Regions from separate parts of the Mus musculus genome. Here region 2 is linked to region 1. Evidence: chromatin loops called from intact Hi-C (ENCODE). Cell type or tissue: heart. All regions are shown on one strand. Each heading gives the region's core, and the rest is flanking DNA. Links, peaks and the distances in the headings are about the cores only.

Region 1 (16,676 bases), core at 5,450-7,949:
CCAGTTCCAGGGGCGCTGACATCATTTTCTGACCTCTACAGGCACCAGGCATTCATGTGGGTCACATGCATCCATTTGGGCAAAATACACATAAAATAAAGCCAGGTTAAAAAGGGACGAGAGGGAGGGGGGAGACGGGGAGGAGGAGGGGGAGAAAGGGGAAGGAGGAAGGGGAAGGGGGGATGAGAGGGGTTTGAAAAAGTAGATACTTGGGAGGTGAGTTTTGAGTCTAAAGTGGCTGAGGAAGTCAATACATAATCCCGGAACCAAATGTTTATGCCTAGGAAGTCAGAACAAAGGAGGCGGCAGGTTTCACACACAGTTCTCTGTGAAGCACTTCCCCAAAGAGGTTTGCAACCAGGGCTTGTGGGAAGTTGTAGCTGCTTACTGCTAGGACAACGTGAGCCAAGCCAGCCACGGAAGAATCTTTTTCCTAAGCCAAAGGCAGCTTGGGCAGTGTCTTGGCTGAGGACCAAGGGACGAAAATCTTTGAACAGTTTTTTTTCCCTTTCAGTCACAGAGCTCAAAATAACCAAAATAAAGGCCAAATCTAGGAAGAGGCATTTTTTTCTTTTCAAGGCTTTAATGTATGACAACAATTCTCTAACATGGTGTCCACGCTTGGTCTGCTCCATCCTGCGTCACATGTATCAATGTCTGCCACAGCACCATAGCATCCTCTGGCCTGTAGTATGACTGAAAGTTCTACACGCTCATTTTTCTAGGCTGTTACTTCTTCTTCTCGGGTATTATTCACCACCTTCCAGCTTACGAGGTTTATCTACATCAACTTGTATCTCCAACGAGATAGCCACAGTTCTCTTCTTGGTAGCAAACAACTTGGGGAACACCCCTGAGCTATTGCCTCCTGGGTGGGCTCTTTTTAGCCCCTCTGCTTTCCTCTGCTTCCAGCCCAGGGCTCTTAGAGCAGGAGGCCAAATGTGATACCTTCACCACACCTACCACGTCGCAGCTATACCGTCCTTCTTTCTCTAGGGAACTCAATACATTTAATTTTTCTTTTGCGTAAAGGGGTGGGGATAGTAAAGGAGAGAAGACCATGGTCTGAATGGCTTTCTTATAAGATAAACTCCCACGGCAAAACCTAGAGCTGCTTTTCTGGCTCTAGCAGCTGTTTCCTGATGTCATTTCCCAGCATTCCTGTGTCTCCTCTTGCCACTTTCTGCCTGAATCCATTGTTAGGATAATTTAGCATCCAGGGAGCCTTCCTCATCTTTATGGTGTGTTATTTCTTTGTGACTTTGAAGCAAATTGTTTTATTGTTTAGTGTCCCTGGTTAATCAAAGTCTCTAGATTTCGTCTGCTCCCTGACCTTCCATAGCAATATGGAGTATACTGGAGTCTGGAGATCTTCCGCAGCGTTGGGTGCTAAATGCCAGCTTCTGCCTCCCATCCTCCTGTTCCCTAAGGCTCCAGCTTAAACCTGAACTGAGCTTTGAAAGGGCATTAGCTTAGCCTTTGGATTGGATCCCATGATTTATCACACATTCATATTTTTCTTTCTAATATTGCTCCCCCCCCCCAAGAAACTGGATATAAAGCATTTGTCTTGATTATTTCCAACCAGGATGGCGAAGACTTCAGAAAGTCCTAACTGGCCACATTTCTGGAAATGCCTAGATGGCGCAATCTGGGGAAAGAAGATGTACATGAAGGAAAAGTTATCTTCTGAAAGAGAAATTATGGGTAAGTGGGATTATGCAAGATCAAACAGGGATTGCTCCATTAGTGGAGTGACAGTATATATAGATATCCTCGGCCACATCTCCTCAGCAAAGGACAGAAGCCACTCACCTGGGGTCCCAGAAGGAGCTCGCAGCACGAGGTGAGTTGCCAGAACTTTCCAGCATTTCCTCTTTGCAGATTCTTTTCCCCGCCAGCATTTGCTTGTTGTGTTTAATGTTCTATCTCTATCCTGAATCCACTAGATGGTTAGAATTCACTGGATATTATGCTTTCTGCATGGAACTTGTAGTGTGCTTCTGTGTGAATTCAGGGAAGGGTGCAATAGCCTTCTACAGATAGAATGCAGGGAGCTATGTTGGTTAGAAAGCCCCCACATAGCCCTCTGGAAACTTCCTTTACAGTTGGGTTTCAGCTGGCATGATTGGAGTGCAATGTGCTTTATATTAATGGTCCATTTGCAAACCCTTAGATAGTGGGATTCTAATGAAATACAAGGAAATGGAGAACTAGAGAGTTCCCTGAAATCCCCTTACCTATAATCTTTGTTTGTATGTGTGTGGGTTTATGTATGAAATCCAGTGGGGTTTGTTACCAGTGTGCAAGGATAGATAGCTCAGCACTGCAGAAGCATCCTCCACCCCACGAAATGGCATGCTCATCTTTGTTTTCCTGGCCCTATAGCAGGATGAAGCCTTCCATTGCCATCATTCTTTGCATCTTGATCCTGGGAGTTGACAGCCAAAGATGGGTCCAGTTCATGAAAGAAGCTGGTCAAGGTAGGCTTCAAGGATGGGGGCTGGAGGTTGTATTTCTGAGTTTTAAGAATTTACTTGAGCAGGGACCACATAATCAAGGGCAAACATGCTTGTAAAATCCCCATAGAGTGGCGGTGTAGCTCTTCCTGAGAAGTTTGTAGCTTTTTTGCTCAGTGTTGACCTTTTTCTGTGAGGATCCCAAATCTCAGATCCTGTAATGTTTGTACAGCAGTCTTTCCACGGGAATGTAGGTGAAATCTGTAGGTCAAAGATGTAGACTCCCCAATAGAAGTGGGGAAGAGGCCTCTACTGCCCCCTTGTGGAGAGTGATGAGCAGTTCACGTCTATATCTGGTTCCAGGGAAGGTGCGGAGGGGGAAAACCGGGGCAGCAGGTGACAACCCACAGAGACAGCAAACAAGGCTAATTAAGTTTGCCACACAGAGTGGGCATTGTCCAAGGAGCATAATGTATGGAAATGAATTCCATACATTAAAATTAATCTTGTGGCGTAGGTGTCACTACTACCCTTTAAGGAAACCAATGTACAAAGAGCATACGTAAGCTATCTTACTTAGAAAACCCCTGGAAGAGCAGAATTTAGCCCAGGTTAGCCACTATACAGCTCTGAGCACACACTTACTTATTTACCTGAGAAGGAATAGATCATGGCACGGGTGGAAGGCAGCTCCACCGTCAACAGGAGACAGTGACTTACTTACCTGGGACATAGGTCTATTATTGAGGCTGAGACATAGACAAGAAACTGTCATCAAGGGAAATATAGCCCACCAGCCATAAGACAACAAAAGACAGTCAGTCAGTCAGACTCTTTCTTTCTTTCTTTCTTTCTCTCTCTCTCTCTCTCTCTCTCTCTCTCTCTCTCTCTCTTTCTTTCTTTCTTTCTTTCTTTCTGATAGAATTTCTCTGTGTAACCGAGCCCTGGCTGTCCTGGACTCACCTTGTAGACCAGGGTGGCCTCCCATTCACAGAGATCCATCTGCCTCTGCCTCCTGAGTGCTGGGATTAAAGGTGTGTGCCACCACAACTCAGCCTCACAATGAAAGTTAAGAGAACCTAGGCTTCCCCTTTCTCCCTAACTCACTACCTTTGATATTTCCCATTTATCATTAGCTGGATCTGATTCCTTCAGTGTGCAGCTCACTCTCCTGGTCCTTAGTTTAGATCTTCCTTCTGTTTGTGGCACCGTCCTGAGGAGCAGGGGGGCGGGGCGGTAGTAAATGAGCAGAGGGGGCAGGGGGCGGGGCGATAATAAATGAGCATTTTCCACGGACTTCCTCGTGCGTTTCCCTCAGCTTTTCTGCATAAGCACCATGGTGGATAGCACTCTTCCCTGTTCCTGGAGAGGAGGTAGGGGTTTTAAACCTAGTGTGTCCATTGCCACCAGAGTGTCAATCATCCTGCTTGTGGCAGTCTGTGGCAGAGACGTTCCCCTTGTTACCTCTGAAGGAGTGCTGAGAACTGCTTGGGGGAAATAGATCCTGGACATCCAGGTGGACTCAGAACAGAGCTGCGCTCACTCTCTCTGCCTGGAGAGCAGTTTCTCCCATTGCTTTGTGCTAGGCAAGAACTGTGGCTGCGGTGGTAACTGTAGCGTTTGGGAGGCCGAGGCAGAAGGATTGTGAGTTTCAGGCCATCCAGGGATACACAGAGACATAGGCTGTCTCTAAAGGAAAAGAGAACACAAGAGAAAGGAAAGGATCGGAAGCAGAGGGAGGGGAAAGGAGGAAGGGAAGCGATCTCATTTCACACCTTAGAAGTTCCCCTGGACCATTTCAGAGAGAGCTTCTTATGGTGACCGTTGTCATATGATGACGCACTCCCTAGAGATCACCTCTCCTCTTCTTACACGCTTTTTGAACAGCCAAAGACAAACAGCATGAAAAAACCAAAACAAAAAACAAAAACAAACCAAAAAGCTGGGCAGTGGTGGCGCATGCCTTTAATCCTAGCACTTGGGAGGCAGAGGCAGGCGGATTTCTGAGTTCGAGGCCAGCCTGGTCTACAGAGTGAGTTCCAGGACAGCCAGGGCTACAGAGAAACTCTGTCTTGAAAAAACCAAAACAAAAAAACAAAAACAAAGACAAACAGCAACAGAGCTAAGATGGGAGTCCATTGGGATAAAACCCGCTCCAATGTACTTCTTTGGGCAGTAAGAACTATTTATTTCAAGCTAGCAACATTTCTGTGGGTTTTGGGAAAAGCTGGGATGAGTTGGATAGACGTCGTAGCCCTCTGTTTTACCTCAACACAACCACCGCCATCACTCTCTTCCCTCTCCAGGGTCTAGAGACATGTGGCGAGCCTACTCTGACATGAAGAAAGCTAACTGGAAAAACTCAGACAAATACTTCCATGCTCGGGGGAACTATGATGCTGCCCGGAGGGGTCCCGGGGGAGCCTGGGCTGCTAAAGTCATCAGGTAACACGGGTCTGGGTGAACAGAGATTGACTGCCTTGGACAGCCAGGAAGGAGCTGTCTCTTCTGCAACCTGTGTATACTACCCGTTACCTCTCGATCTTCCTCTTTTCTGTGCATAGTACTGGAAGGGGTTGGTGGTCATGTGATTGCTTGTGGATGACCCCCCCACTTCCTGCTGCTGCTGCTCATCCAGTGTGAGGCTGACAGCCTGGGCAGGGTCCTACCAGCCTCTCCCTCCCCTCACAGCCAGGAGGAGAGAGTCCTGAGGGTGGAGCTACTGCCTGTGGGCTTGGTTAAAAATCTTCTTGTCCATCCTAATTACAGCGATGCCAGAGAGGCTGTTCAGAAGTTCACGGGACATGGAGCAGAGGACTCAAGAGCTGACCAGTTTGCCAATGAGTGGGGCCGGAGTGGCAAAGACCCCAACCACTTCCGACCTGCTGGCCTGCCTAAAAGATACTGAGTTTTCTCTTCCTGTTGTTCCCAGTCATGCTGCCCCCCGAGAAGAGGAGCAACTACTGGGTTGAGATATTTTCTAAAATCTGGATCCCTAAACATCCCAATGTGCTGAATAAATACTTGTGAAATGCACTTTGTCGCTGTCACTGTTGTTTTGAGAGCACAGGGCAGTCACACTGAGGGTTGAGGGCCTGTGGGTTAGCAGGGGACATCACTTGCTTTTCTTTTCTTTTTCTTTTCTTTTAAAGAAAGAGACAAGAAGAGATGGAATTGGAATATGACACGAGATAGCAAGAAAGCGCTGTGTATGGTTTCAGTTATGAAGTTGAAAACTAGATAAAAACCAATGCATTCTGGGCTATGGCCCAGTGCTAAGCATGACTGCCAAGCACAGGTGAGGCCCCAGCTTTCAGTCCCCTGTGCCCTCCCCGAGAGAAAAATCAGTAAGTTCTGACTCACTGTAAAATACGACTTACAAAGGCTGATGGCAAAATCACTTCCCACTGAGAAAGCATCAACTCTAGATGCCTCTCTGCAGATAATCTCAGCCCTTCAAAAGGGCCAGCCACTCCCATTTTGTAAAAAATAATTGCAGAAAAAAAAAGACATATTCTGCAATCATTTCCCCTGGGGTAGAAAGGCTTTAACACCAAGCTGGGTGGTTTGCAGTCATCATGGTTAACTAAACTAAGTCTTTAAGGTTATAGTTGAAAATCACACAAGACTGTTGATTACCTATGAGTAACTAGAGAAGCATGAACTGAGCTGTGTTTTCATTCAAGGTCAACAGAAAGGGGTATGGGGGGGGGAGAGAAAATAAAAATGAATAAAGCTACTTTCTGGTTATAAAAAGTGAGTCTGTGAGAGAAGGAGCAGGGACGCTTGAGTGGGTGATAACTCAGAAGATTCCATAAACACGAGACACAGCTAACTCAACTTCCTGCACCTGAGATTTTAAGAGAAAAGTAAGTTTGCAGAGCATGTATGCACACTTCAGTGTACTAGGATGAATCTCAGATAAAAGAATTAAAAACAAAAACCAACCAAACAAGAGTTTCTGGGCACCGTGGCACCTGCCTATAGTTCTAGCTGCTGGAAGTGGAGGCATAAGATGGCGAGTAGCAGGCCTGGACTACATAGCTTGACCCTGACTCAAACAAAGAATCAAATCAAAGAAAGATTAAAACTCCACAAGTGCGTGCTAAAATTGAAGTTGATGTAAGGTTTAAATCAGCACTAATGAATAGCTAACATATCTGGACATGGCAGTTACTGTGTGTGTGTGTGTGTGTGTGTGTGTGTGTGTGTGTGTGTGTGTTCTGTGCTCACTCCTAGCTCTGGGTGGAGAAGAAGACCCCATGGATCCTACAGGTTCCCGGACCTCGCGGGAGCCTGACGGCAGGGGGCGCTGTGTGGGAGCTGAGCCGTGTGCCTTGGGCTCTCTGGCGCGTCCTCTCGCCTCCTCCGCGGCTTCCGGTACTGTTGGCGCGCATCGGCATGGATCGAAACCCGTCTCCTCCGCCGCCTACCTGTGGTTCGGAGGATGAAGAGGACCTGGGTGGGGGAGACCGCATCGGGAGCACGGTCTACAGCAAGCACTGGCTCTTCGGCGTCCTCAGCGGGCTCATCCAGGTGCGGAGACTCGCGCAGGCGCCCTCCGTGCCCAGGGAGTGGACGGGATGCTGGAGGCTCGCGGGTGCCGATGGACTAACTTGCCAGAACCACACCGCGCACGTACTTTACTGGGCTTCTACTTCCTAACCCCACTGTCACGTACGAAGTCGAGACCCTACCATTCGTGTTTTGTCGGCTCTTGTTCTAGTGGAATACATAGTTTGGAGTCAGACAACCCTGATCTCCGAGACGCGAGCTTATCCCATGCTGGAAACGGGACTCCTTAACCCAGATCCTCCATTTCTTTCATAGTTTCTATTAAAACAAGATAATCAGTATTATCGTAAACAAGATTTTGTATAGGTTGAGATTATAATGAGGCTGCCAATAGATGTTTTTCTGCCCATTGCTGTCCATACCGCCAATTTCTGTTTTCTCTAAGCCATTTTCTACATTGCCAAAAAAAAAAAAAAACCCTTCCTTTTTATTATTTTTAAAGGTTGTTCTTGTTGCTCATAGGAGAACACTTTCTATTTCCTAACTGGGGATCCAAGGTTGGTTGTGTCTTCTTCAGCCATTTTACGGTACATTGTGTTCCATCACCAGTAGACAGTTGGCCATCTCCAAGCATGTCTTATACTTTCTGAGCACTTGTAGTCACCTCCGAATGCTTGCCTCATTTCCCCAGGACAGTCCTAACCTTCCCATAGATTTAGATTTCTTCTTTTAAGAGAAATGTGTGTCTTCTCCCAGGAGTAGGTCATTGGTCCCTAATTTTTTCTCCCATAGTTCTTTCACCAGTTCAGCACAGTCAGCCTCTTTCTGTTGTGATTGCCTGGTTACATGCCTTTCCTACATTAATCCTAAACCGTTTGGAACCAAAAGGGTTATATTGTTGTTTTCATTTGTCTGCTGCAGTGCCCACAGACCGTATTTACTTGAAGAGTGTTTAATGTGTAGATCTATCTAAGACTGTGGAAAGCTTTTGGAACCCCTTGGCAGGAATTTGATACTGGGCCATGACAAGGAAGTTGGTTCTGGCAGGAATCTAATTTTAGGCTAGAACAAAGAAGGCATGAGTATAACTTTGGGCTGGGGCCGGGAAGTAGGCTCAGATATCTTGGCCATCCTGATAAGCCCCTAGAAACAGTGATCAAAGGGGTGATCGAGGGACTTTGTTTATTGCCTTGCTTGTTCCTTGACTATTTGTGTTTATTGTGCCGCTTGTCCTTATTATTTGCATGTAATTAAAATGGATATAAAAGCAGATTGGGAAAAAATAAACCTGCCGCAGCCTCAGAACTGCCTGGGGGTCATGCTTACAATGTTGTCTGTCTTTTTTCTTTTTAATCCTCACTCCTGCCCTGGAGAACCTGTTGACTGACTGAGTTGGCTTGGTCACAAGGCTTTAGGTTTTAGAAACTGTTTTGTCTGAGGAGATACTTTTGAGAGATTGAGACTTCTAAGTGATAATATCTAATCTAAGTGAAGACCTATGAGTATTTTAACTGATTTTTTTTTCCTTTATGTCTCTGAAGATTGTCACACCTGAAAGTGGCACATCTGGCTCAGCTGATGAGGAAGAACAGGCAGATCTTGCTGAAGAAATGGAGAATGAGATTTGCAGAGTCTGGGATATGTCCATGGACGAGGTATGCGGATGGAAGTGAGATTCCGAACAGACTCAGAGTGGGGAGGTGATGAAGGGGCTGGAAAGATGGCTCCATGGTTAGGAGGACTATCTGCCCTCCCAGAGGTCCTGAGTTCAATCCCCAGCAACCACGTGGTGGCCCATAGCCATCTCTACTGGGATTTGAGGTATACATGCAGATAGAACACTCATATACATAAAATAAGTAAATAAGTAGAAAGGATCATTCCTCCACTGTTGGCGGAAAGGCCTATTCAGTGATTGCAGTCTCTCCAGTTTGTGGTTCAGAGTATGAAGTCTCAGGAGCTATTACTTTAAACATATATACAGTTCCATCCTATGGACATCATAGTATATTTAACATAGATGTGAACTAAGACAGCTATGACCACAGGGCCCCCAATGGAGAAGCTAGAGAAAGCACCCAAGGAGCTGAAGGGGTCTGCAACCCTATAGGTGGAACAACAATATGAACTAACCAGTACCCCCAGAGCTCGTGTCTCTAGCTGCATATGTAGCAGAGGATGGCCTAGTCGAGAGAGACCCCTTGGTATTGTAAACTTTATATGCCCCAGTACAGGGGAATGCCAGGGCCAAGAAGTGGGAGTGGTGGGTAGGGGAGCAGGGCGGGGGGTGGGGGGTGGGAGGGTATAGGGAACTTTCGGGATAGCATTTGAAATATAAATAAAGAAAATATCTAATTAAAAAAAAGACAGCTATGACATCACTAGGCAGTATGATTTCATACTGAGCTACTGACACATGTATATTTAGTTTTTGTGCCTTCCATTACTAGGTGAGATTCGTCTCTTTGGGGTCCATGTGCACTCTTGGGTCACCTGTTTGGTGTGCCCTCTTTAGGTGATATGGGTGGAACAAGATCTGTAGGGAGGAAGTTTAGGCTGTTGTAGTCACACTGCAGTCAGATATTTTGTTTTGTTGCCGGGTGGTGTGATACACACTTGAGAGGCGAAGGTAGGTGGATATCTGAGTTCAAGGCCAGCCTGGTCTATAGAGTGAGTTCCAGAACAGCCAGAGCTACACAGAGAGACCCTGTCTCAACAAACCAAAACCAAAACCAAAACCAACCCCCTTCCCCTTTTCTATTAAGGATTTTGGAAATCTAACTCCTTGTATTGGATGTATCTAAGTTTTAAGTTGTAAGTTTAAGTTTGAAGTTTTTTTTTTTTTTTAAATATTTATTTTAAGTATGAGTACTCTATCTGCATGTATACCTGCATGCTCTGAGAGGGCAGCAGATCCCATTTCAGATGGTTGTGAACCACCATGTGGTTGCTGGGAATTGAACTCATGACCTCTGGAAGCGCAGTCAGGGCTCTTATCCACTGAGCCATCTCTCCAGCCCAAATTTTAAGTTATAACAGGGTAAGATTTAGGAGTTGACTCTTTCCCCATACTTCTCATACCCCACCCCCACCCCCCCATTTCTGACAGTCAGCAAATGTCTTTGAATAAGTCAATGAGAATTCTAGTTGGACAGAAAAAGAGACCATTTAGGCTAATCTGTTCAGTACAGAATAAAGGGGGGCCGCTGTCTGGGACATCGCAGTCTGGCTTCAATTGGTTTATGGGATTACTCCACTGTCGTGGACCAGGCACCACAAAGGCACCTCTGTCACTTTTGTCTATTTTGCACAGTTCCTGACCTTAGATTTCCCTTGTGGAGGAAAGGAAGTCAGCATGAGATTAGAATTTTCGGGTTGTCTGAGCTGTGCCGTTTGCAGAACAGGATTCAGCATCAAATTTGGTAATCATTTTTGTTTGTAGGATGTGGCTTTATTTCTCCAAGAATTTAAGGCTCCTGACATATTCATGGGAGTGCTGGCCAAATCCCCGTGTCCCCGATTAAGAGTAAGTATATAGAGTCCTTTCCTCTTGCTTTGCTTATTAGCAAAGCCACTGTGCCTATACTTACTGAACATTCTTAGGTAGTGCACTCCTTGCAATGACTAGATATGTAGAATTTTAGATTTTGGCTAGATGAGGGAGAGCAATGCTTTGTTTTAACAGCCGTGGAAACCAGCTAGGCACAGCCACGCTAGGCTGCTAATGCGTGACAGAACAAAGGACAGTGGAAGCGCTGGCCCACCATTTGTGTCTCTTGGTCCTTTCACTCACAAAGCTTTCCACTGCCCAAAAACATCCTAAGGTCGTTGTCGCTCAGGACTTCTACTGTCTGATTGTGAGAACTTCCTACATGCTCTTCCTGGTCCAGGGCTGACTGTGTCCCGTCTCACCAGCATGGCGCCCGTGCTGCCTTTCCCTTCCCTTTCAGTCCGTGCCAGTACCGCAGTGTGGCACTTTTCTGCCTTCCCAAGTAAGTTGTCTGTGGTTATTGCTGAGAGCAAGCTCCCAAGAACAGCAGATGGAACAGTGAGCGTCGCAGTGTCCCGAGCTTTACTGCCATTTACGGCTCTGTGCAGTGCACAGGATGCATGAATCTCAGTACGTGTTGCTCCTATAAGACACACTTAATAGATGAAAGAAAGAGACTGTGTTCAAATCTCACAGCTAGTTAGAGACAAGCTGGCGTTTGAGCCTAAGCCCAACTCCAGTATAACCCTATTGTTGTTTCTTTTTCTTTGAGATGAAGTGCAAAGTTCCATAGGATATATTTACAAATTGAAAGTTGAAGTAAGATTTCTTTTTAAAAAGAAGATTTATATATTTATGTATAGGGGTGCTTTGTCTACATGTATGTCAGCACACTAGAAGAGGGCACCAGATCTCATTATAGATGGTGTGAGCCACCATGTGGTTGCTGGGAATTGAGCTCTCGACCCCTGGAAGAGCAGTCAGTGCTCTTAACCACTGAGCCATCTCTCCAGCCCTTTGAATTAAGATTTCATTTAGTGGAGTGCTCCGCCCATATTGGATCCTTACATTAACTTGAAATGTTGGCAGTTTTGTGGGGTTGTCTCGTGGATGTTACTAATTTTAAATAAATTGAGTCGTGATCAGTTCAGGAATTAGCCACACTGTTGTAAATGTGTCCTAGTCACAGTCTACTGAAGCTGTTCTCAGCCTGTCTGGATGCTGGAATCACTAAACCACCGGTCTTACATTAGCATATCCCAGATTACTGGTACTGAGCCCATCTCAGGAGCGTCTGGTCCAGCAGGGCAGGGCAGGACCCAGGGTATCCACTGTGTTCCCTCATGCCATCAGTGCTTTAGACCAGGGTCATACCCTTCTCAAAAGCGTTGTCTTACAGGACCTTCAAAAGTCAGGCCACATCTGCACGTGAAGTTCTAGGCACTGTTGACATCCGCCAGGGATTCTCGTGAGCAGCCCAGTCAGGAGGTGGTCCTTTGACAGGAAGCTCACTCATCTCTCTCTGTTGATAAGAGAATGTTTATCTTCTGCCCCAACACTCTTGATTTTTTTCCCAAAGTTTGCGTTCTACTAGAACTCTCTTTAGTCCCTCTCACACTTTTGTCAGCTTTCCCCCTTCCTGTTTCTTCCTGTGTCTCAGTCTGCACTCTGTCCAAGTGCAGACCCTTACTTTACAGTCATTGCTGTAGTGAGTCCCTGCGCTGTACAATACAGGGTTGAGATGGCGATCTCTGTCTCAGCCTTCAAAGCTGGGGTTCCAGGCACCGCTGCCACAGCCAGCTTAGCTCTGTGATTCTTACTCTCATATGTTACAGCTCTCCTCTAGTGATAACACAAAGCCCTGACACCGACCCCCTCCCCTTTTTGGCAACTGGTGCAACATTCAGCTTTGTTGAGGAATTTTCGACCTGCATGCTGTATTTTCTAATCCCATGTTCTCCTCTCTAATTGAGTGATTATCACACTGATCAGTGTGCCCTTGGCAAATGCTGGCTCCAGAGGCTTTACTCTGGAGATTCTGATTCGGTGGAGGTGATGGGACTTGAAAAGTGTTGACAAACTCCCTAAGTGTTGTGTCTCAGCAAGCGTGGCAACCCAGTCCTGTGCGCATGCACTGGGTCCTTATGTCTTCCTTTTCCCTGTAGGTGTGACTAGTACCTGTGACTGGGAAATCGACGTAATTTCAGATCTAGAGCCAAGCCTGGTGCTTTCTCTTCACCTTCCGACAGACTGTTGGCCAAACCTCTGGAGTCTTTGGCTCCATGCTTTTTCGTGCGTGCCATCCCTGCCTCTGGTAGTGGTTCTGTCTTCTTGGGCTGAGCATCCTGGTACCTAACATCCAGGCTCTGGATTGACACAGTTTCCCAATTGGAGATCTTAGACAGGTTGCTTGACTTTCCTGGTTTCCAGGTTGCTTCAGTTTTCTCATTTGAAAAGTGGGGACAGTACAGTCCCCATTGTGTACTTACTGTGTTAAATGCTACACAAGGATTCAGTGTCTTGTTCCCTCCTTGAGAATCTCATGGTCCCAGAGACACTGTCCTGTATTAAGTCTAAACTCTTGAGCCAGACAGTCAGATGCTTTCAGTCCCGATCCTTTTCCTCTGCTGTATTTTTCTTACCTTTGCTTGGGTTTCCTGCTGCTCTCCATTCGTTGTCTGTGTTAAGAATCCTTTCCGCTGTAAGATTTCCTCATCTGTAACTTCCATCTTCTGACTTCCTCTGTGTCTTTTGTTCCTTCTCAGCTACATGGGCTGTATGAGCTAAGTATGAATATGGATGCTGGCAGTACACTTTCATATTCTGCCTCCCCATTTCTTCCCCTCAAACTTGGTGCAGTAAAGGGTTTTGTTCAAGTTGTTATTCTTTGTGATTACCTTCCAGCCATTGTGACCTGTGAACTTTGGTTTGACAGGAAATCTGTGTGGGAATTTTAGGGAATATGGCTTGTTTCCGGGAGATATGCGAGTCCATCAGCAAGAACGAGGATCATGGGTAAGTACTACTACCCAGTAGCTGTGTCTCCCAGGATGGGTTCTAAGTTTCTATCCCAAGGGAATCCTGGTTCCTAGGAGACGTGAAGTGTGCAGTGCTCCTCGTCTCAGGGGCAGCTTGTGTTGATGAGGCTGAGGCATCTGTGCAGCTATGGACACGGCTCAGGGCGGAGCCTGTGCATCCATGGGGAGGCCTTCATCAGCGGTGGGCTAGTCAGAGAGCACGCAGAGCCTAACTTGGAGCTGGGTGCAGCTGGCCAGAATCCTGAACAATGTAAGCATAGAGAATCCAAGGACTCGGAACTTGTCTGGGAAACTCAGTTGCTGAAGTGTTGCTCTGTGAACGTTTGACTTAGATCGCGAGTGGGCCTTGCCCATAGACCAGAAGATAAAGGGTCACCTCTGGAATTCAGAGGCGCAAGCCTAGAGGCTAATTCTCCTCTACAAGCCAGGAAGCTTTGGGCAGAGGCTTTTTAGTAGCAGAGTCTCACTCAGGTGCTTACCATAGACCGGAGAGCACTGTGACTTACATGGTAAATTTGATGGGCATATTCACTTTCTTGTTGATGGTTCGTGGCTGTTACCGAGATTCTTAATGAAGGAAGTCTGTGTCCAGCATAAGTTAAAGCTGTTGTCCCGGCCAGTGCTTATCAGAGAGTCAGAGGTTTTATCCCTGTTCTCAGGTACCTGGGCCTCTTGAATTGTTTTTGTTACGTTCACACACGAGCTACTCCATGCTGAATTGAAGAGCGAGTGAAGGGTGATTTTGTGTCACTGGAAAACAGATAAAAAGATGCACAGATAACCCAAAGAAGTTTTAAGGAAAAGTCATCAAGTTCTTCCATGTCAAATTAGATGCAACGTGAGAAGTGTGTTAGCAGACGTGTAGAGTAGAGCGAGGAGGTGACTGCCGAGAAGTCAGGGGCACCTGGGAGAGGGGACCGTGATTTGGAACGGAATGGAATGGAGGCTGCAGAAGGGCAGCTGTGTTATTCCTTAGACACATGAGTGCTTGCTCTAAAAGAAGTTCTCACACTGTGGGTCATGACCCATTTAGGGTCACATATCAGATATTTACATTATGATTCATAACAGTAGCCAAAGTACAGTTATGAAGTAGTAGCGACAGCTATTAAGTAACAGCAAAATAACTGTATGGTGGGTGGGGGGGTCACCATAACATGAAGAACTGTCCTAAGGGTCGCAGCATTCTGCATCTTGATGGGGTTTTCTGCATTTATTCTTTGTCTTACAATTTAAACCATGTTTAAATGCAATGAAAAGTGGTCTTTGCAATGCGATGCTTTACGCTCCCTCTCACTGTGGCTCTGCAGGCAGGTGCTGCTGCAGTGTTTGTGTGACTCAGACCCACCCACCCTGCTGGAAACTTGCAGGTAAGTGTCTGTCATGGTGGGGCCTGGGAGGCAGCGGGAAGTCCCCACTGCTGTGGCCTTACCTGTGGTCCATGTCGACCCTGAGCTCACGTTTGTCACGTAGGTTGTTGCTTACTTGCCTTTCCCAGACAGAAGTGGCCAGTGTCTGGGTTAGAAGGATCCGGGAACACCCATCTGTCTACGCTAACGTTTGCTTCATCATGTCCAGTTCAACAAACGGTAAGTCACCACGCAGCCTAGGGAGGGAGAGTAGCGCACGTGTTAGTTCCGTAGACGGCTCACTTTTTAAATCTTGTGTGTCAGTTTATGCTTTCACTTGTAAAATGTTTCAGGTGTTTGCCTGCATTTGTGTATCTCTCACATACTGGTGTGTGCCTGGTGCCCACAGAGGCCAGAAGACGGGGTCAGATCCTCTAGGACTGGAATTAAGACAGTTTTGTGAGCTGCTTCCTGTGTGGGTGCTGGGAATCAAACCTGGGTGTGCTGGTGGTGCTCTTAGTGGCTGAGCCATCTCTCCAGCCCCAGGAAGCCACTTTGCATTGCAGGAGGTTTAAATAGGCTCCTGGAGACACCCTGGGAGGAAGTGGGTGGATTTGGCTGTGGGAGCAGCTTGGGGAGTTGTTCTGGGACTCTCATTTGAACACCTGTCTCCGCTGCAGTTGACTTGCTGGTGAAGGTCGGGGAGGTCGTGGACAAACTCTTTGACTTAGATGAAAAACTCATGTTGGAATGGATTAGAAAGGGGGCTACCCGGCTTCCAGGCCAACCCCACGAGGACTCTGAAGAGCAGCCAGTGTTTTCCATTGTACCCTGTGTGCTGGAAGCTGCCAAACAAGTGCGGTAGGTGAACTCTACAGACTGTTGTAGGGAGACCCAGTTGTTCAGAACATCTTCAGATGGAAGAGTCTTAGTTTCATTCAGTATGCCCTTCTCCTGTGGGTTTGTGGTGGCAGAGTAGTTTCTCTGCAAGAATCGTGTGTTGAAAGCATTTGATCCGGTGTGGCTTGCTTGTTGCCAGTGTTCTTAGTTACCTGGGTTGACCAGAGAGAGAGCGAGAGACAGACAGACACACGCTGCGGGATACATTTAGGCTCTGAGAATCCTTCAGAAGAGCAACTCTATGCATAAACCTGAGACCACTACTGTCATTGACTAGTTACTAAGGGCTGCTTCAGAACCTAGGCGACATCCCTTGGTGATTCATGCCAGGTCCAGTGGCTCTGTTAAAATTCTGCTACAGTGTTTAGCTTGCTGTGGTTACTGACAACAATCTTATCTATTTTAAATAATCAAAGAGAAAAGGTTTTCTTTATTTATTTTATGTCAAACGTTAAACAGCTCCATTGAGCATGCTTGTTTTCTCCCAGTTCCTCCTTGCGTCTGTATACCTGTGAGTGACTTGGGGGCTTGAGTGTCTTGTCATGAGAGGCAGGAATTTATGGGTTGTTAAAACAATTTATTACTAATTACAGCGATATTAACATTTGAATGATCCACTTAGTTGTTAGCATAGTTTCAGAACTTACTGGAGTATGTTAAAAGCTATTAATTTTATACCTTTTACGAAATCAAGTTTAAACTACACACACACACACAAACACACACACCCCTGCTTCTTGAGTATTCCCAGTGTGTAAATTGTGCTGCTGTCATCTTGTCTGGAGGATGGGAGAGAACCTCGAAGCCCTTACTTACTCTTCCATACCCAGCTCTCCTCATGACCAGTCAGCTTCAGAGCCATGCTCCTGGCTCTTACTGGGATCCCATTCTGCCATACAGGCCAGTTCTCTCTGGCTTGGGCAAG
Region 2 (6,495 bases), core at 3,996-6,495, 210 kb before region 1:
TTAATAGGTAGCAACAGGGGTTGTGGGGAGGCTTCTGTGCCTAAACGCCAAGTCATCGCAAGACACTAAAGTTGAGGGTTGGGATACTATGAAAGAATTGCTTCTATTCTCATATGATGGGAGCTTCTTTCTTTTTTTCTTTTTTGAGACAGGGTCTATTTGTAGTCTTGACCATCTCGGAGCTTGCTATTGTAGACAGGCTGGCCTTGAACTCATAGAGAACTGCCTGCTTCTGTCTCTCAATGGGATTAAAAGTGTAGGCCATCATATCTGCCTTTTTTTTTTTTTAACAAAGATTGCTGAGCCTCTTCCCCAGAGATTCCACGAACAGCAGACAGTGTTTATGTATTTAATCCTTCAGCTAGTATTTATTAGAAACTTCTCTAACAAAGCACTATTAGTAAACAGGCCCAGATTAGGACAGGCCCTGCCAATGCCTACAGACTAGCAGGGAATACAGTAGCCAAATGTCATGTAAGTTCAAGAGTGCTAAGTGCTGTGAAGTCCAGTGACAAGGAACCCAGTCTAGTCAGAGAGAGAGGAACTCCGTGGTTTATGAGACAGAAAGGGAACAGTCTCATTCTCAGGGTGACTCGTGTAATTATAATGACAAGTGACCTTCAGTATCCCAAACTGGAGAAAGTAGAAAAGTAATGTGGTGACAAAGACTCCCACCACGTTTAACTGGATGAAACCCTGGACATCCAGGCTAGGGGTATAGCTCACTGTTAAGATGCTTGCCTGGCGTGCAGAGCCCTGGGTGTGGTTCCAGAACACAGAACTGGGGTCCTTGAGACGATAAGCATGAGCTCTTTGTAGATAATCTTGGTGTTGCTTTTACTGGCCTTTTGTATGAAGTGGGAAAGTAAAGTTGAAACAGTCATTTCTTAGGTGTTTTTCTAGTATTTTCTAATAGGTGATAACTAATTAGGAACTCAGTAATTCCTGATTAGAGCTTCTTTGTCTTCATTTGGTTTTGAGACTAACCTCAAAGTCAACTCTTAGCAATCATCTGCCTAATCTCCTGGGCATTGGCGGCCATGCCCAGCAACAAGTCTTACATTGTTTGTGGGGATCTAATCCAGGGTCTGATGCATGTTAGGCAGGTTCCTCCCCAACCCTGTGTCTATAATCTAATCCTAAAACTCTCTTGAACAATAAACCAACTGCAGAGTGCTGTAACAATGAACTACCGAGAACTATGTTATAGAAAGAAACGTCAGATATTTATTAAATACTCATCATTAGCCAAGGATTTTGTTAGTTTGACCTCATCCCCGGGTTGCAGTACAGAAGCCTCACACTTCTTTGAGTTAAGTAGCAATTGTACGTTCCTCCTCAGTCAGGTGGTGCCATCACAGCCACCTAACTTTGATTTAATTATTAACAGTTACTCTATGTGGTGACTTTCATTTTTTTTCTAATCATTTATTGGTTTGGATGATGTTGACTTGATTAACCTAAATACTGTATTAGTCTCCAAACCAATTGGAAATGTACAGTGTTTGCATATTTCTCATGTGAAGCACAAGGACAGGATCAGAACTCCTGTTCATTCACTAAGGTGATGACCTACCATATGAGAAGGTTCAACTCTATATCAAGTTATAAATCCTGACTTTTTTGTCTTGTTATATTCTGAAATGCAGGCTTTGTGAAAACTGAAAACTTTGTAAAAGATTTATTTCTTCATTTAAAAAAGTACTGTCAATAAAACATTGCTTTTCCTCCTTGCTATGTGAAAGGAAACTTTCATTTTTCCCAAAGCACGCGGAATCTCAAGATTTTTTTTTTAATTTTTTTTATTAGGTATTTTCCTCGTTTACATTTTCAATGCTATCCCAAAGGTCCCCCATATCCACCCCCCCAATCCCCTACCCACCCATTCCCCCTTTTTGGCCCTGCCGTTCCCCTGTACTGGGGCATCTAAGATTTTTATTGGGTCTTGGATTAAAATGCTTTTTGATACTATAAAATATATTTTTTATTTTCCAATTTACATTGTTTCCTTAAATATCAAAAATAATGAATGAAATAAACTTTTATTTTAAAAGGACTATCTGCTGTCTGATTAAGTGAAAGAAGATACATTCAAATTAAAGAAGGATTTCATAGCATTCTCCGAACAACCATATCTTATTCATTTAAGTGACTTAAATATAAGATGAAGAAAGTGGCCTTTATCAGTTATTTCTTTAAAAAAAATTGTTTTGGTTTGTTTTTTTGACACAGGGTTTCTCTGTGTAGCCCTGGCTGTCCTGGAACTCACTCTGTAGACCAGGCTGGCCTCAAACTCAAAAGCTCTGCCTGATCTGCCTGCCTCTGCCTCCTGAGCGCTGGGATTAAAGGTGTGTGCTGTCACCAACCGGTTTAGTTGTTTTTAATTTTAAATGTGACTTTTCAAACAAGATAATGCTATATAGCCATTGCAGGCCGTGATCTCTTGATTCTTCTCCTTTGGCCTTCCAAGGACTTGATTTCTAAATTAAGATGGTCATACCTGGTTAGAAAGCTTCTAAAGCAGTATATTCCATAGTAGTCCTCCAATTCATAGAAACGCTGGTTAAAGGAACTTTAACTACATGTGTAGAGATGCTCTAGTTAAAGGGACTTCTCAGTAAGCTGTAGCTTTAAGAAAAGTTTAAAATGAGTGCTTCTCAGTTATGTTTAAAGACATCGTGGGAGCCGGGCAGTGGTGGTGCACGCCTTTAATCCCAGCACTTGGGAGGCAGAGGCAGGTGGATTTCTGAGTTCGAGGCCAGCCTGGTCTACAAAATGAGTTCCAGGACAGCCAAGACTATACAGAGAAACCCTGTCTCAAAAAACCAGAAAAAAAAAGAGGGAGACATAAGGCATTCAGTGCCCTCCATCACTCATCCTGTTGGCAACAAGCCAGAGAAATTTACTGTACGGACTACCATCGCATTTTCACACTCCATTTAACCATAGAAACTAAATTCCAGGTCCCAGGCCCCAGGGAAGCTAAAGATTTCTCAACAGCTGAACAGCTTTTGTTGTAAGGAAACAGTTGTCTAAGTCCAGACATCTCAAGGACAACTTCTCCATCTTTCGGACAGGGTCAAACTAAGTTCATGTTCCCAGGCCCAGGGACCAACTTTGATCCTAATTGACGGAAACTCCCTTGCTCAACCCATTGTGTCAAAATATGATTGGACAATGCTATAGCCCACCCCACTCCCCCTTGCTTTATGGTTTCATCCTTTAAATAAGCTGTTCAACATCTCTTCAGTGTCCACTCCCAAGTATGCTCTGCTGCCCTGACAAAAAAGTAAATTTTTGTCATCTGCACTGACCTAGCATTTGAGTTAAGTTGAATTTAAGAGGACCCCACAACAGTCTCCTCCTGAGCCTGGGGCTTACCTCTTTGTGAGGCCGGAAGTCAGCAAGCCCCAGCCATCCTTCTTCACCCCTCTTGAAGCTGGTAGTATAGATGTTGCTACAGTCATGGGTGGGAATACCCTGTGAAACCTGAAGTCTGGCCTTCAGACTTGTAGAACAAGTGCTTTTAACCCCTTAAGCCCTCTCCCCAGGGCCAAGACGTGATTTTAAACTGAAACAGTGGGTAGTAGGCTAGACTGGAGTTTGACTGGAGCTAAAGTTACTCAAGGCTGATGTTCCCTTTTAAGATAGAGTATGCTGACACCTGCCACGCACTTTCCCTTAGGCCGTCCGTGACCTTGGATTTAGAAAGGAATTGATTATATACTAAGATCACCCAGATGTATTCTCTTTCACTGCTGTCTATACTAGGCTTTATACTTTAGATGATTGTATTTATAAAATGTATTAAGAGGGCTGGTGAGATGGCTCAGCGGGGAAAAGCTCCGACTGCTCTTCCGAAGGTCCTGAGTTCAAATCCCAGCAACCACATGGTGGCTCACAACCATCTGTAATGAGATCTGACGCCCTCTTCTGGAGTGTCTGAAGACAGCTACAGTGTACTTAGACATAATAATAAATAAATCTTTTTTAAAAAATAAAAAGTAATAAGAATTGATGGTTAATATGTCGCTTTTTATTTTAAAGATTATTTTACCAGCATGAGTGTTTTGCCTGCACTGGATGTGTGTGTACCATCTGCATTCCTGGTGCCCATGGAGGCTATCAGGAGTCCCTGTAACTGAGAACCTAACCCTAACCCTCTGCAAGGGCAACAAGTACTCTTTACTGCTGAGCTATCCCTTCAGCCCCTCTAACAAGCATTTATTGGAAATAGAAACTCAATTGAGATTGAGTATCACCTCTTGTATTCTACAAGGCAATTAAGATCTGAAAATTGGGCTGGTGATGAGGCCAGCCTGTCTCCATTTTTAGGCTTGAAAGCCATCAGCATCGTTCCTGTTTATGATTAAATCTGTTTCTCAAGGGTTTGGGCTATGCCCCACCTGTAACCTTATCTTCAAATGTTTCTATACGGCACCCAATGCCTTTGTTTCAAAAGGTTATTATGACCACCTGTCCTTATAACCACCTGTCATGGTCACTTTGTCATGAGTACCTTGTTAAGACCCCCTTGCAACCACGTCTTTGTTTCACAAGATGTGTTATGGCCATTTTGTTCTGTTCCTGTAACCCGCCTATGTACCTGCCAAATCACCCATTTGGAAACTCCCTACCCCTGAGCTATAAGACCAATTTTCTAGCCTATGTCCAAAGCTGACTTCCTGTACACAAATTAAAAGGTTTTAATTAATTGCTTGCTTTAATTAATTTGGCTATGATGATTTGGGTCCATGATCTTGCTCCTTGCCTTTTTGGGATTAACACTGGAGAGGCTTCAAACTCAGAAGTTTGAAGGGGTAAATTCTTTATAATCTGAAAAGAAGCCTGCCCTCAAGCAAGGCAGACTGCGGCCTGTCTAATCTTTATGTGGGCACACTGGAATTGTTAGGGGAAAGTATCCAGAGGAGAAAATTACCGCATAGCTTCCTAACGGGGGAAAAAAAATCTCCTTTGCCCTTGCGAACTTGACATGAAGGGCTTTCGAGCGTTTAAACTGCAGTAACAAAAACGGATGTGATAATCAGAGGTGCCTCGGGCGCAGTCACCTAAAAGTGTCTAGAGTGTCCACGAGCTAGTTCTGTGAGCGACGCGAGCCCAGGACCTTCCGAGCCGCAGCGGGTGGCAAGGCTCGCGAGAGGGCCGGGACTTCGGGACCGCGAAAGGCTTGCAAACAACCGCACCACGGGCACCCGTGGACCGGACCTGATCTCTCGCCCGACTTCGCACCGCAGACCAGCGGCCCCGGAAGTGACGCGCGGGAAGCGGAAGCACAACGTGCCGGCTTCCTGCTTCGCAGGGGCGGGGCGGCGGCGGCGGCGATTGTCTGGCGGCCTGGGGCGGCCCCGTGGCGCCTACCCTCTGCCTGTGGGGACGGAGGAGCGCGCCATGGCGGTGTCCGAGAGTCAGCTGAAGAAGATGATGTCCAAGGTGAGCCCGCGCCCTACGGGGCGGCCCCGCGGGCTGGGCTAGGCCGCCTTCCCTCTGCGGAGCGGCCCTTCCCGCCTTCGCCTCCATAAACAAAAGCGGGGTCGTGCCTGGCGCGGCCGCTGCTGTCTGCCCGGCGCTGCTGACGGTCCCCGCCGGCCGGAGCCCGGCCCTGCTCAGAACCAGTCCCCGCGCGCCTCTCCCCGGCCCAACCCGGCACATCCCACCGGAGCTCGGGAACTCTTGGTGCAATTGGTTCGCTGAAGTAGAGCAGCCAGAAAATCGAGCTTGGCAGCCCTTCCCCGCTCCAGAGAACTCTGCAGTTGCATTCCATTGTTTGCATTAACTGTGATTAACGCAGTTGTTTGCTTGTTTACTTTGAGTTGAACTTAAAAATTCTTACTGCTTGACTGGTTGTGGGTTTTTTTTTTTTCCTCTCACTTTTTAAAAGGCCTTTTGGATATTTTGCACATTAGCTACTTAGTACTTAATACTGCGCATCGGACTCCAGAATGCCTTGCTTTTTGTAATTTACCAAATTTAATTGGAATGAAATTTATGTAACGTAGTTGAGCCCTAACTCCTTTAGTCATTGAAGTTGACTTTGATGCTCTTATCAGAGCAATAATAGAGATCGTGGGGTTAAGAAGTTTCTAGTTTACAAGGAAACACGAATACGCTGGGCGTGGTGGCACAGGCCTTTAATTCCAGCGCTCTGTAGGCAGTTGACGACAGATCAGGACAGATTGTGAGTTCCAGACCAGCCAGGGATACACAGTGAGACCGCATTTCAAAACATAAAATTTTTCTTTTCTTTTTTTCTTCTTTTTTTATTCTTTGTAAAACTAGATCTTTTTTAGTAAAGTCATTTCCCTGAGTCCTTGAAGACCAAACCTCTTGTCTCTTGGTTGTCTAACCATTTAATCTTTTAGGCTTCCTTTTTTTTTTTTTTTTTTTCCCTGTAGTTATCTGTAATGACACAGGGGTCTGGGGGAATGTACGAGGTCCCGGTAAAGGTCGATATAGTACTGTTTTACCTTCAAATCA

What was found. Hi-C counts contacts between places; a loop is a spot of excess contacts. Peaks named below come from ENCODE experiments on the same cell type or tissue, not always from the same donor. Only the 100,000 strongest peaks of a DNase experiment are listed, where the experiment ranks them.
Region 2: a loop joins it to region 1, with 2.3 times the contacts of the local background. A loop is called at or near these places in 2 of 42 quality-filtered maps.

The regions. Positions count from the first base shown.
Region 1 is chr7:46,700,817-46,717,492 of GRCm38, reverse strand. Saal1 (serum amyloid A-like 1) reads left to right here and starts at 6,842. Exons shown (of 12, transcript NM_030233.1): 1 at 6,842-6,995; 2 at 8,516-8,629; 3 at 10,417-10,500; 4 at 13,400-13,479; 5 at 14,813-14,872; 6 at 14,976-15,091; 7 at 15,532-15,712. The coding sequence starts at 6,861. Saa3 (serum amyloid A 3) reads left to right here and starts at 1,817. Exons shown (of 4, transcript NM_011315.3): 1 at 1,817-1,846; 2 at 2,389-2,483; 3 at 4,766-4,904; 4 at 5,229-5,495. The coding sequence starts at 2,393. The coding sequence ends at 5,367. In heart, for the core only: a CTCF peak has its summit at 6,802 (motif pointing right); a DNase peak (open chromatin) is centred at 6,922; H3K4me3 peaks cover 1,375 bases; H3K27ac peaks cover 729 bases.
Region 2 is chr7:46,918,777-46,925,271 of GRCm38, reverse strand. It overlaps Tsg101 (tumor susceptibility gene 101), which reads left to right and starts at 5,303. Exons shown (of 10, transcript NM_021884.4): 1 at 5,303-5,451. The coding sequence starts at 5,410. Uevld (UEV and lactate/malate dehyrogenase domains) reads left to right here. Exons shown (of 12, transcript NM_001040695.1): 12 at 1-2,056. In heart, for the core only: a CTCF peak has its summit at 5,533; a DNase peak (open chromatin) is centred at 5,301; H3K4me3 peaks cover 2,016 bases; H3K27ac peaks cover 1,718 bases.